2 separate regions of the Homo sapiens genome follow, and region 2 is linked to region 1. A link is a contact called in ENCODE Hi-C or POLR2A ChIA-PET data. All regions are on one chromosome and are shown on one strand. Each heading gives the region's core, a stretch centred on a gene start or an enhancer-like site at or near the end of the contact. The rest is flanking DNA. Distances are from core to core; before and after follow the strand shown.

The links. A loop is a pair of places that touch in the nucleus more often than their neighbours do. ChIA-PET counts read pairs that join two places held with the same protein, here RNA polymerase II (POLR2A). Pooled maps may share reads with other maps.
Region 2: a loop to region 1 is called in a map of prostate gland, with 2.5 times the contacts of the local background. The contact joins the enhancer-like site here to the promoter of KCTD3 in region 1. A Hi-C loop is called at or near these places in 1 of 168 maps with a recorded cell type or tissue (prostate gland) and 1 of 50 pooled maps. POLR2A ChIA-PET finds 5 or more read pairs at or near these places in 5 of 52 experiments (AG04450, HEK293, HepG2 and 2 more).

What each region holds. Positions count from the first base shown.
Region 1 is chr1:215,564,219-215,570,095 of GRCh38, reverse strand. KCTD3 (potassium channel tetramerization domain containing 3) reads right to left here and starts at 2,792. Exons shown (of 18, transcript NM_016121.5): 1 at 2,328-2,792. The coding sequence starts at 2,410. It overlaps LOC124904599 (a long non-coding RNA gene), which reads left to right and starts at 2,739. Exons shown (of 2, transcript XR_922599.2): 1 at 2,739-2,816; 2 at 2,962-3,669. RefSeq lists an enhancer at 1,718-2,578 and a silencer at 2,391-2,660.
Region 2 is chr1:215,634,842-215,640,275 of GRCh38, reverse strand. It overlaps USH2A (usherin), which reads left to right. Exons shown (of 72, transcript NM_206933.4): 69 at 1,038-1,121. Among named protein-coding and RNA genes, the nearest start is that of KCTD3, 70 kb to the right of the region's middle. Within about 2 kb of position 2,980, at least 14 of the 41 ENCODE cell types and tissues checked have a DNase peak (open chromatin) inside an H3K27ac peak, as active enhancers do; they include prostate gland, where a contact is called at or near this core.

The DNA.
Region 1 (5,877 bases), core at 1,543-4,042:
TACAGTGGCTTAAGTGACTATGTTACACTGTGTTTTGTACAAGATACAGGTGACTTCTAGATCTCATCTAGCTCTAAAATGCTGCACGAGTGTAGGATTCAAAGCAAATCTAGAAAATATTCTTAGAATATGGAGTCGGATGTTGTTTTCTACGGGCCATACCATTACTACTTATTTTATAAGCCATTTTATCTTAACAATTTTCTGAAGTTTTTTAATGTTTCCATTCCCACTAACAATTTCATGTCTTGTAAACTGTTCAAACCAGTAATATATGTACTATTTTGTATCTTTGCTAATATCACTTAGAAAAAATTAGAACCTGATAAGCTCAAGTTTCATAAATAATGTAAACACAAGATAAAATGTCACAGTGCCAGGCTGAGACAGGAGAATGGCGCGAACCTGGGAGGCGGAGCTTGCAGTGAGCCGAGATCGCACCACTGCACTCCAGCCTGGATGACAGAGCGAGACTCTGTCTCAAAAAAAAAAAAAAAAAAAAGTTACAGTGCCAAGATAACTGCCTTATGAGTTAAAACTTTTAAATGAATTCTGCAGTCTCTAATAAGAGTTCACTCAGTATTAAGCCATCCACATAGTAAATAACAATACTGCTTAATTTTTACAATAATACTGTATGTCCTTGTGAATGTCTGAATAGAAATATATTAACTATCGGCCAGGCGCGGTGGCTCACGCCTGTAATTCCAGCACTTTGGGAAGCCGAGGCGGGAGCATCACGAGGTCAGGAGATCAAGACCATCCTGGTCAACGTAGTTAAACCTCGTCTCTACTAAAAATGCAAAAATTACCCGGGCGTGGTGGCGCGCGCCTGTGACCCAGCTACTCGGGATGCTGAGGCAGGAGAATCGCTTGAAACTGGGAGGCAGAGGCTGCAGTGAGCCGAGATCGCGCCACTGCACTCCAGCCAGGCGACAGAGCAAGACTCCGTCTCAAAAAAAAAAAAAAAGAAAATTAAAGAAAAGAAATACATTAACTATCAATAGCAAGTAGAAACCAGTGTAGGGATTGTAAATGATTATACTGCTACTCTTCAGTATAATCAACACACATTGCAGGCCTCCTCTTTAGGGGTATTCCACAAGTTACCAAACTTCCAATATTTTAACGTGATTTTAGGAAAAACTCCATTTCTTACATTAGGAGACATAAATCTCCATAAGACTGGTTTCTATACAACTGCAATAACGTTGTAAATTATCTAAGTTTTGATTTGGGGGAAGAGGAAAAACCCTAAGAACGAAGTACCATGGTTTTCTGTGTTAAATTCTAGAAAGCTATCAAATGTTTAGGATTAAAGCACTACAGTAGACATTTTTTATCACTATGGTTCTAAGACATTAAAATACTTTTAAAATGCTGGTTGAAAATCATATTCTCAAGCACAGAAAAATTAACTGTATTCCAGAGCATTTCCTTGTTTATCTCCTTACCAAGCCTAAAACTCAACTAATCCTTCTTTCAAACAGCTGGCAAACTCCCTTTTCTGAGAGGAGTGACTCATAAGTTATAGGAAATCCACAAAAACTACGATTTTTTCCCCCAACAAACTTAATAACAGGCACAGAAGGGGCGGGGGGGGGGGGGGGCGGAAGGCCAGAAAGAGAACAGACAGAGAAGAGCATTCAGTCTGTTTACTCCAAGGGCGTCACACCGTGCCAATATCCAGAGCTTCCTAAAAGCAAATGTTCAAACTGCAGTTTCTGGACACACTGTCCTAGAAGTTGAACAGATCCTTCAAGCCCATGCACCAAGAAATTCTGAAAATAAATAACTAGGTACTGCAAACCTACTGCACTCCCATCACAGAAATCTTTCAAATTACAAATCCCCTAATTAGGCGCGGAAAAGAACACCGCACTCTTCCCTAAGAAAACCGACACCTCGTTGACCAAAGAGAAAGGAAAGCAAGTTCATCTCCAACATCCAAACCACAAAGCCAGGTTTCTACTAAATAAAGTCCTCAAATACACTCTAATCTGAGATGAGGTAAGGAAGGCTGTGTAATGGTTCTCCTTGCCTGTTGGGAGGGGCAAAGGTTGGCATTCTAGGACAGCAGCTACTCTGCCACATGGGCCTGGTCCTCGGTAATTCCAAGCGTCCCTTCTGCCTCTCCCTTCCCAGAGCAGATGCTTCACCAGCTCCAAAATCCGCCCGACGTTCTTGCCGCCTGGAGGCCCCCACGTTCCCCTCCAGGCTTGGCCTCCCACGCTCGCCCTCGTTCCTGCGACTCTCGGTCCCCGTCGACACCAAAGGAGGAGGCCGCCAAGGCATCCCCGCTGCAAGCCCGCTACCCGCCGACTCACCTGGTCCCCCCTACGTTCAGTTGGACGATCTCGCCGCTGCCGGCCGCCGCCGCGGGGAAGCTGCCGCAGTGCCCTCCCGCCATCTCCGGCGGCTCCGGACGCGCTCGCCGCCCTCCTTCCCCAGCCGGGACCGCCGAGCCCGGGGCTGTAGCCCGAGGCAGCGGCGACGGCTGCAGGGCCAGCGGGGCGGCGGCGGCCGGAGGGCGGGGGGTGCACGGGGCTTCCCCCACCTTCCCGGCGGCCGGGCGGGGCTCGCTAGCTTCTGCCCCTTCCCGGGTCAATCCTGCGGTGCACAAGGGCGGCCCGGCCTCCACCTTTCGCGGCCTCCAGGCCGCCGGGCCGCCCGGGCCTCTTCTCCGTGCTCCGCTGCCACCGACGCCGCCGCAGCCTGCCTGGGAGGAGGGGTCACCGTTCGGGACAAAATACCGCAGCGCTCACGCTTCGCCCGCCACTGCCGCCTAGAATGAGGAGGAGGAGGAGGAAGGAAAGGTCAGGGAGGAGCTTCCCAACGCCGCGGGGCTGGCGCGTAGGGAGGCTAGGGGAATGTGCTCCTGGCCAGCCGCCTGCCCACGCGGGATTCCATTTCGTTCCTCCTCCCCACGCGATCCCAGCCCCTTTCCCTTTTACATTTCAGATTTTCTAAAACGAGGAAGCTGATTCGCAGATTGAGGGCAGATCTGGGCAAACGATCTACGGATCTTTATGACCCACTTTGTCAACATGGATTGGGAAAGGAAAAACTAATCCTAGAGGTAGTAAAAGTTGATGCCTAAATGTAGACAGTGCAAATGCAGGGAACATTTGGAGATTTTAAAACCTTACAGCGTTTACCCCAGAAAACTGCTTACTTTACCCTCTTCAATTTAATCCCCAATCTCCCAAGCAGTTTTTTTGTTTTGTTTTTTGCTTTTGTTTGTTAAGCAGGAAGGAAACCAAAGGACAAAAACCCCTAGACTGTGTAATGCCCAGCAACCTATTTCTGGAATATAGTAAGCACTCAACTAATGTTAGACACACGCAGAAAACACACAATTTTATGCGCTTGTTTATTTATTTGTTTTTGCTTTAAACGGTATCTATTCAAACCCAAAACCTTAGTGGCTATTAAAATATTTTTTAAATCGGAATACTATAATACTTGATGCCCTGCTAACAAAGACTAACAAAGATAGTGCGTTATGTTTCAGAGGTCATTAGTTTGTGGTACTAAATTCTTAACATGAATTGTTTTGTCATAGTTGTATCATAATAATTCAAACTGATAATGTATCTGATGTTAAGTTTTTATTGTCATTGTCATAATTTTTACCAAAAAAATAAAAAATAGCCTCTGGCAAGCATACTAATGTTGTGATATGCTCTATCTAGATTCGACTTGAAAGATGTTAATAGTACATATGGATGTAAGATAAGTATTATTTCTCCCAGTTGATGATAAGCTTAATAATAGCTAATTTGTGTTTATCATATACCCGGTGGTTTAGATATTTTGTCATCTTTCTTCGTCACAACTAATGTTATAATTATTTTTAAAAAAGGAAATTTGGGAATGAAAATGATCAAAAAAACTTGCTCAAAATTACATAGGTAGCAAGTGGGATGGCAGGAATTTCAAGGCAAGCAGCTTGAATTCAAGGCCACTGTTCACCATCCTTACCACTGCATTGTACCTCATTATCTTCACTTTAGACAGGGAAGATGAGTAACAGTTCAGATTAAAGCAGCAGCAACTAGGAATCTAAACCAGGGTGTCCAATCTTTTGGCTTTCCTGGGCCACATTGGAAGATGAATTGTCTTTGGCCACACATAAAATACACTAACACTAACGATAACTGATGAGCTGAAAAAAAGAAAGAAAGAAAGAAAGAAAGTTTATGAATTTGTGTTGGGCCACATTCAAAGCTTTCCTGGGCTGCATGCGACCCATGGGGCTGCAGGTTGGACAAGCTTGCTTTAAACAATGTTAACTGCCTTTGCCCTAACACATAATATCTGGTTCTATCAGGATCTGAAACTTTGCTTTAAAATTTGCAGCGAAGATTTAAGTGGTAAAAGGGCCATTTAATTTTCCTTAGGTCCAAACCTTGGAAGAATATGAAAGAATAGTTGCTAACAGCCTTTGAATCCAAGAGGCAAGTTGGAGTTAGAATAAGGCCTTATAAATTTAAAAATATATATATTTGTGAAAGGCTTCTTATTTTTCCTGAAATAAATGAAACCGTGTTCATTTTATTATACTGTACTTAAAAATTAGGAGAACATCTCTTCAAGAGAAGGAAAAGTTCTCAGTATTTTATAAGACAAATGGTCATGACTTCTTGATATGTCCAGAACAATATAGAGATATCTGAGGCATTTCTTGCTCATAAAACTTAAAGTTAGGGTGTGACTTAATTTTTAAGAATAAATTGGAACACCATTAACAAAAACAAATAGCAGAATGAGAAAAGATATTTGCAACATATATCAAATGATTGAAAATATATAATATCTGATCATATATGTATATATTATTCTACAAATAAATTGAGAAAACAAGTAATGAAAAATATGGAAAGAATATCAACAGCCAATTGATAAAAACACTAAAATGCTTATTAAAACAACAGAAAGCTGGGTGTAGTGGCTCACACCTGTAATCTCAGCACTTCGGGAGGCCGAAGTGGGTGGATCACGAGGTCAGGGGTTCGCGACCAGCCTGGCCAATATGGTGAAACCCCGTCTCTGCTAAAAATACAAAAATTAGCCAGGCGTGGTGGTGCGCGCCTGTAGTCCCAGCTACTGGGGAGGCTGAGGCAGGAGAATCGCTTGAATCTGGGAGGCAGAGGTTGCAGTGAGCTGAGATCGCACCACTGCACTCCAGCTGGGACGACAGAACGAGACTCCATCTCAAAATAAATACATAAATACATAAATAAATGAATAAAACAAAAAATGTATTTTTACTCATGAGATTAGCAAAAATTAAGAGAGGTTTGATAAAATTCAAGGACAGTGAGAGTGTGAAATGATCATACTCATGCATTGCTGATTAAATTATGAATGGGTACAGAGTTTCTGGAGGGCACCTCAAGAATATCAGCATTTTAAATGTAAATACCCTAGACCCAGCACTTTTCTTCTAAAAATATATCCTATACACATTTTGCTCAATTGGCAAAGGTACATGCAAAGAAGTAAGTGCATATTCATGGTAGTAGTGTTATAATAGCAAAAACATGGAATATTCAACAACAAGGGAATAATTTTTAAAATTATGTTGGAAGCTATTACTATTTTGGGGGCAAATTCATGTGAACTGACCAGAAATGATCTCCAAGTATATGATTTAGTGGGGAAAATAATCAGATTACAGAATAATACATTATGAGTACAATCTCATTCATTTAAATAATGGAAAAACTAAAATCATGTGTATATCCACTTATATTTCTATATAAAAATACATATTAAACTACGAAGAAACATAACCTCTAGACAGATCATTAGAATCAGTGAGGAGAAGGTAGCAGTGGTGAATGGACAAAACCTTTTACCCCTATGGTCTTT
Region 2 (5,434 bases), core at 1,731-4,230, 70 kb before region 1:
TTCACAAAAGAAATAGCACCCATACATAGTCAATGACTACCCTAAAATAATACACTTCTAGCAACTTCATAGATTTTCTTGCTGTATCTCCAGTCTCCAAACAGAGCCCTATCAGGAAATAACTATCTCCAACTCATGAGGACCTGAATAAGGGGTTTCCTTAACCTTCCTTGATATCAGCCCCTGAAAGAACAATCTTGACCCTCTAAAATGGAGTTCCTTCTTCCTGTTTACTTACATGTCCCTTTTCTCCTTGCCTTGTTTTTAAATTGAAATGAGAAAATGCTTTACAAGGTGCTAAGTATTTTATAGTGATCAGCATGCTCACAGGACCAATGTTCACTATATAATGAATTGATTAATGAGTATTTTATTTTGGCTGTAAGGTAGAGGTAAACAGTGAGCTCCAGCATTGCATGTATAGTAATAGAAACTTAATAACATTTTTACAAAGATTCAGCTACACATGTTCATTGTTACAGTTCATGGTCACCTGGGCAGCTCTTTGGGAAAGGAAGGTGGCCTGATGGTTGGGAGACACAGGTTCTACCTGGCCAGGCCTATAACCATCTGTGTGACCTTGCAAGGGTCACTTCCCTCAGGTTCCTGGCCATTGGAAGAGCAATTTAGACCATGTGATTTCTAGGATCCCTTTTGAGCTCTCCTGTTCAGTAAGAAACTCTAGGTCATTTAGTGGAAAGTACACCTGTAAATTTTAAAGGAAGGATTTAAACCGTGTGCAGAACAAGATGCGCTTTGTGTATTACCCTTTACTCGTCTGATGTTCTTTTCCTTTGCTGTATAAGCTCTAATTTTCCTTAGCTCTATTACTTATGGATAGGCTATTATTACACTAATGATAGCTTTTTTTCTTAAACATTTTAAAATTAGAAGTAATTTTGAATATTATATAAAACGTCATAACTTGCTTTGGAATCCTATTTTTCATGCTATGATGCATTGCTCTTTTAAAAGCATGTGCCCTATTTGTAGGTGTTGAATGAACAAGTCATTTACCAGTTCTTCCTTTTGTCTAGCCTTCTTTTTCCAGGTCATCTGCACGACTGACGAAGGAAGTGTTAAGACGCCGTTGATCCAATATGATACCTCTACTGGACTTGGTAAACAACTCATATTATACTTGGCGTAGCACCTATTCATCTTCCTCAAGAAACACACATATGTTTGTTTATACATACTTGGAGTCCTAATATATTAGCATAGACTATACAGAAGAAATTGTGCCAAGTGTTGTCAGAGTTTTTTTTTTTGTTTTTTTTTTGTTGTTGTTTTTTTTTGAGACGGAGTCTTGCTCTGTCACTCAGGCTGGAGTGCAGTGGTGCAATCTTGGCTCACTGAAACCTCCACCTCCTGGGTTCAAGCGATTCTCCTGCCTCAGCCTCCCGAGTAGCTGGGATTACAGGCACGGGCCACCACACCTGGCTAACTTTTTGTATTTTTAGTAGAGACATGGTTTCACCTTGTTAGCCAGGCTGGTCTGGATCTCCTGACCTCGTGATCTGCCTGCCTTGGCCTCCCAAAGTGCTAGGATTACAGGCATGAGCCACTGTGCCCAGCCAGAAATTTTTTAAAAAGTCCTCATGGAACTTATATCAGGCAAGGAGTTACAATACACTCTTTTTTTTTTTTTTTTTTTGAGACAGAGTCTTACTCTGTTGCCCAGGCTGGAGTGCAGTGGTGCAATCTCAGCTCACTGCAGCCTCTAGCTCCAGGTTCAAGCGATTCTCCTGCCTCAGCCTCCTGAGTAGCTGGGACTACAAGTGTATGTCACCACGCCTGGCTGATTCTTGTATTTACAGTAGAGATGGGGTTTCACTTTGTTGGCCAGGGAGGTCTCGAACTCCTGACCACAGGTGATCCACCCACCTTGGCCTCCCAAAGTGTTGGAATTACAGGCGTGAGCCACTGCACCTGGCCAGAATGTACTCTTAAAATGCCAAATATTGAATTGTAAATATGGAAAAGACCAGAGAGCTCAAACTAAATTTTTCTCCTAACCACAAACCCTGTCAATAAAGAATTGTATGACTTCGCGTGCATAAAGGTGATTTACAGAGGAAGTTAGAGGAGAGATCAGAAGAAGAAAGAAAATATTCAGCCAATTCATGTTGATCATAATGTTAATATTCTAGATTCAAAGCCTAGAATGATAAATTTGGAAAGTGTCTTTTATTCTCCATAAAAGATTATGATTGACTGTTGATATCGGGTAATTTAGCTCAACGGGTACAATTTTAATTTTTAAGGAGCATCTTTTAAACTGAGTTTTACTCATAGTCTCTGAATCTAAATTTGTGATACTTTATAAAAGCAAATTAGAGAAATGCCAAATCTTTTCCACTAAAACAGATTCGGGATTGATATCCTATTTTAAATTCCAGTAATTAATGATATATCAAATTTGCATGTATAGAGTTTTTTTTTGAAAAATAAACATGTCCAAAATTTCTGAAACACAATTTAAAAAAAAAATTTTTTTTAATTTTTTTGAGACAGAGTCTCATACATGATGAAACATGTATATTATTGTCAAGGATAGTTTCAATTTGTAAAAATAACGTATTATTCTATGTTTCCAAACTTTACATGTCTGGATGTCATATAAAATTTCCTACAACACTTAATTCTTCTCATACGGCTTATTTCATTTAATAGCAGTGGTAGGATAGAACAGATCTCATTTAGTATTCTGTTAGCAACTCCAATATTTCCCCAAGTGGACAAGTGGAGGTATAAGGGACACAGGAATTTATCCAGGAATGCTCTGCTAGCTTGTTACTGGGATGAGAACACCAACACAGATTTTCTATTGACTTCTGGCCTGGGACTTTTTCTTTGCAATGGTTTGCCAAGTTAAGTACGCATAGGAATCACCTCATGTGCTTGTTTATTGTAGTTTCCCGGGCCTCTGGCAGAGATTCAGACTCAAGGAGGCTCAGAATCTGCTCTTTAAATAAGTCCTGTCCAGTGATTCTGACACAGGGCTCAGAACCACGTGTTGAGTGATGCCGGAAAACCAAGGTTGCTCGCCTTCTAAGCCCTGCCAGTCTAGTTTCCTTGGTGAATGGGAAGTGTGTTGTTCCTGGAGGCAGGCCATCAACAGAGACGGATTTACTCTGACACTGGCTGTGGTTTCGGTTTTCTTTGGATCTGAGGCCCAGCCACCAGAGTTTCAAACCCTGACAGTGAACCTCCCATGTGATGCACAGGTAGAGTCCCTTAAGGTGAAGGGGTACTTCAAAAAGACAGAAGGGAAGGGATAAAGGGACACCATCCTGATCTCGAGGTCTTCATAAAAAGGAGAAATCCCCCGTTGGCTCATGAATACGAATTGAGGTTTCCACTGTGTCTGGAGGCCGGGCTTTGGGTAGAGCAGAGGGGAAGAACTCTGAGGATTGTGCAATGCTCTGGCAGATTCCAAGATGTGCTGCCCAACTAATATCCATCGTCAGTTCTAATTTTCATGATGTAACTTTTTTAAAAACATTCCTGTTCCCTTGCCTGAAGGCAGCCTCCAAGCAGGAGAGTGGCAGAGACCTCATTTTCCTCTGACTGTTCTAAGGGCTATTTCCCTTTTGAGGCTTCCCTCGGGCAGGCTGCCCTCCCTTCCCCTGCGTGCTGTGGAGCAAGGGGCCCACTGGGCCCATCAGATCAGTTTCTGGAGTTACAGCCAACAAGTTGTTTTCTCTCTGTGCCACACACAGAGGAAACAACTCTTTTAGTGTGCAACCTAGGCTGGTTTGTTTTTAATCAAACAACACACATTGGTTCCTAATTAGGGGAATTTCGACCTGCTGGAGCTTGATTGGAGTGTTGACTCAACCCTTTATTTTAGAGATGAGAAGCAAAGGTCAGAGTCCAACATTTAATCACAGAGCTGATCGGCAGCAGAGTTAGGGTTGGCAAAGTAATATCCCTCCTCTTACGGAGTTCAAAGTTTAGTTTTAGTCACCATCTGTTCCTGCCTTTAATAGTTTCACCCCAGTTCTGAACTTTTTTCCTTTAAGTCTTTCCCTGCTAGTGTGAGTGTGAAGTACCACGCAGGCCCATGGAGTTCTAGAGGTGTTGAAAAGGGGGAGATTTGTCCAGTGAGTGAGTGGGCTTTGCAGTTGTGTCTGCTTGTTCTTCTGACCTGGCTGTGGGTATTAGATTTAGATGAGCAGCTCTCTGGCTCACATCTCCACACCAGCCTGTGTGGCCGCTGCATCAGATCCACAGGTTTCTGTGCTGGCCCCAGCAGTGGCTGGATGGGAGCAGATCTCTGGCCACCCCACCCCCACCCCTGCCGCACCCCTGCTTAGCTTGCCAAGCTGACAACATAATTTCACTGCCTTCGCCTATCCTGCATGATTCTTGTCAGCCTCTCTCCTATCTTCCCCACAAGACTTAATAAACCTGCCTGGCTGGGTGCGGCGGCTCATGCCTGTAATCCCAGCATGTTGGAAGGCCGAGGCAGGCGGATCATGAGGTCGTGAGATTGAGACCATCCTGGCCAACATGGTGAAACCCCATCTCTACTAAAAATACAAAAATTAGCCAGGCATAGTGGCGCACACCTGTAATCCCAGCTACTTGGGAGGCTGAGGCAGGAGAATCACTTGAACCCAAGAGGCAGAGGTTGCAGTGAGCGGAGATCACACCACTGCACTCCAACCTGGGTGACAGAGCAAGACTCCATCTCAAAAAATAAATAAATAAATAAATAAATAAATAAATAAATAAAAATAATCCTACCCACCCTTCATCCCTGTAAAGCTCTAAGCATAGGACCTGGCACCAGGTACATTCTTGTTAAATGTGAGCTACTTTTATTAATACTAACTTCATGTGCAGAGACTCACACCAACTGAACTCTCAATGTGTGAACGCCAAGCAAAGGTAAGTGGCTCCAGTGCTAAAAGATTTCTTTCCATAGGAAGCTTTCCCAGTGCATTTGGGTGATGGTTTGCTGAGCTTTGCTCTTTAACAGAGAGGCCATGTAAAGACAACATGGTAGCAAACACAGGCTGTTAATATCATAATGGAAAATGGAATCTGATGCTTCAAAATCCAGTTTGCACGAAGTATCAGGAATTGGACTGTTGCATGAAGCAAGTACACCTCAGATCTCCAAGGAGTGATTTTGTTTGTGACTCTGCAGCAATAATAGTAAGGGTCCCAGTCCCTCATGAGAATCCAAGCAAGGACTTTGCTCCCAAGACACACAGCTATGAAACAGGTGACCCTCAAGGTTACTTTGGTAACCTCTTTTAAAAATTGCTCCCCACACTCCCATCTTTCCCAGGGATTTGTCAAGACAGTGGTGATTTCCAACCTGAGCAGCAGCGCCAGAAGTGTCAGCAAGGCCTCTCAAGGGCTGTAAGCATCTCGTTATAACCCAGCAACCTGCTGAACCATTACCCCAGGCTGCACA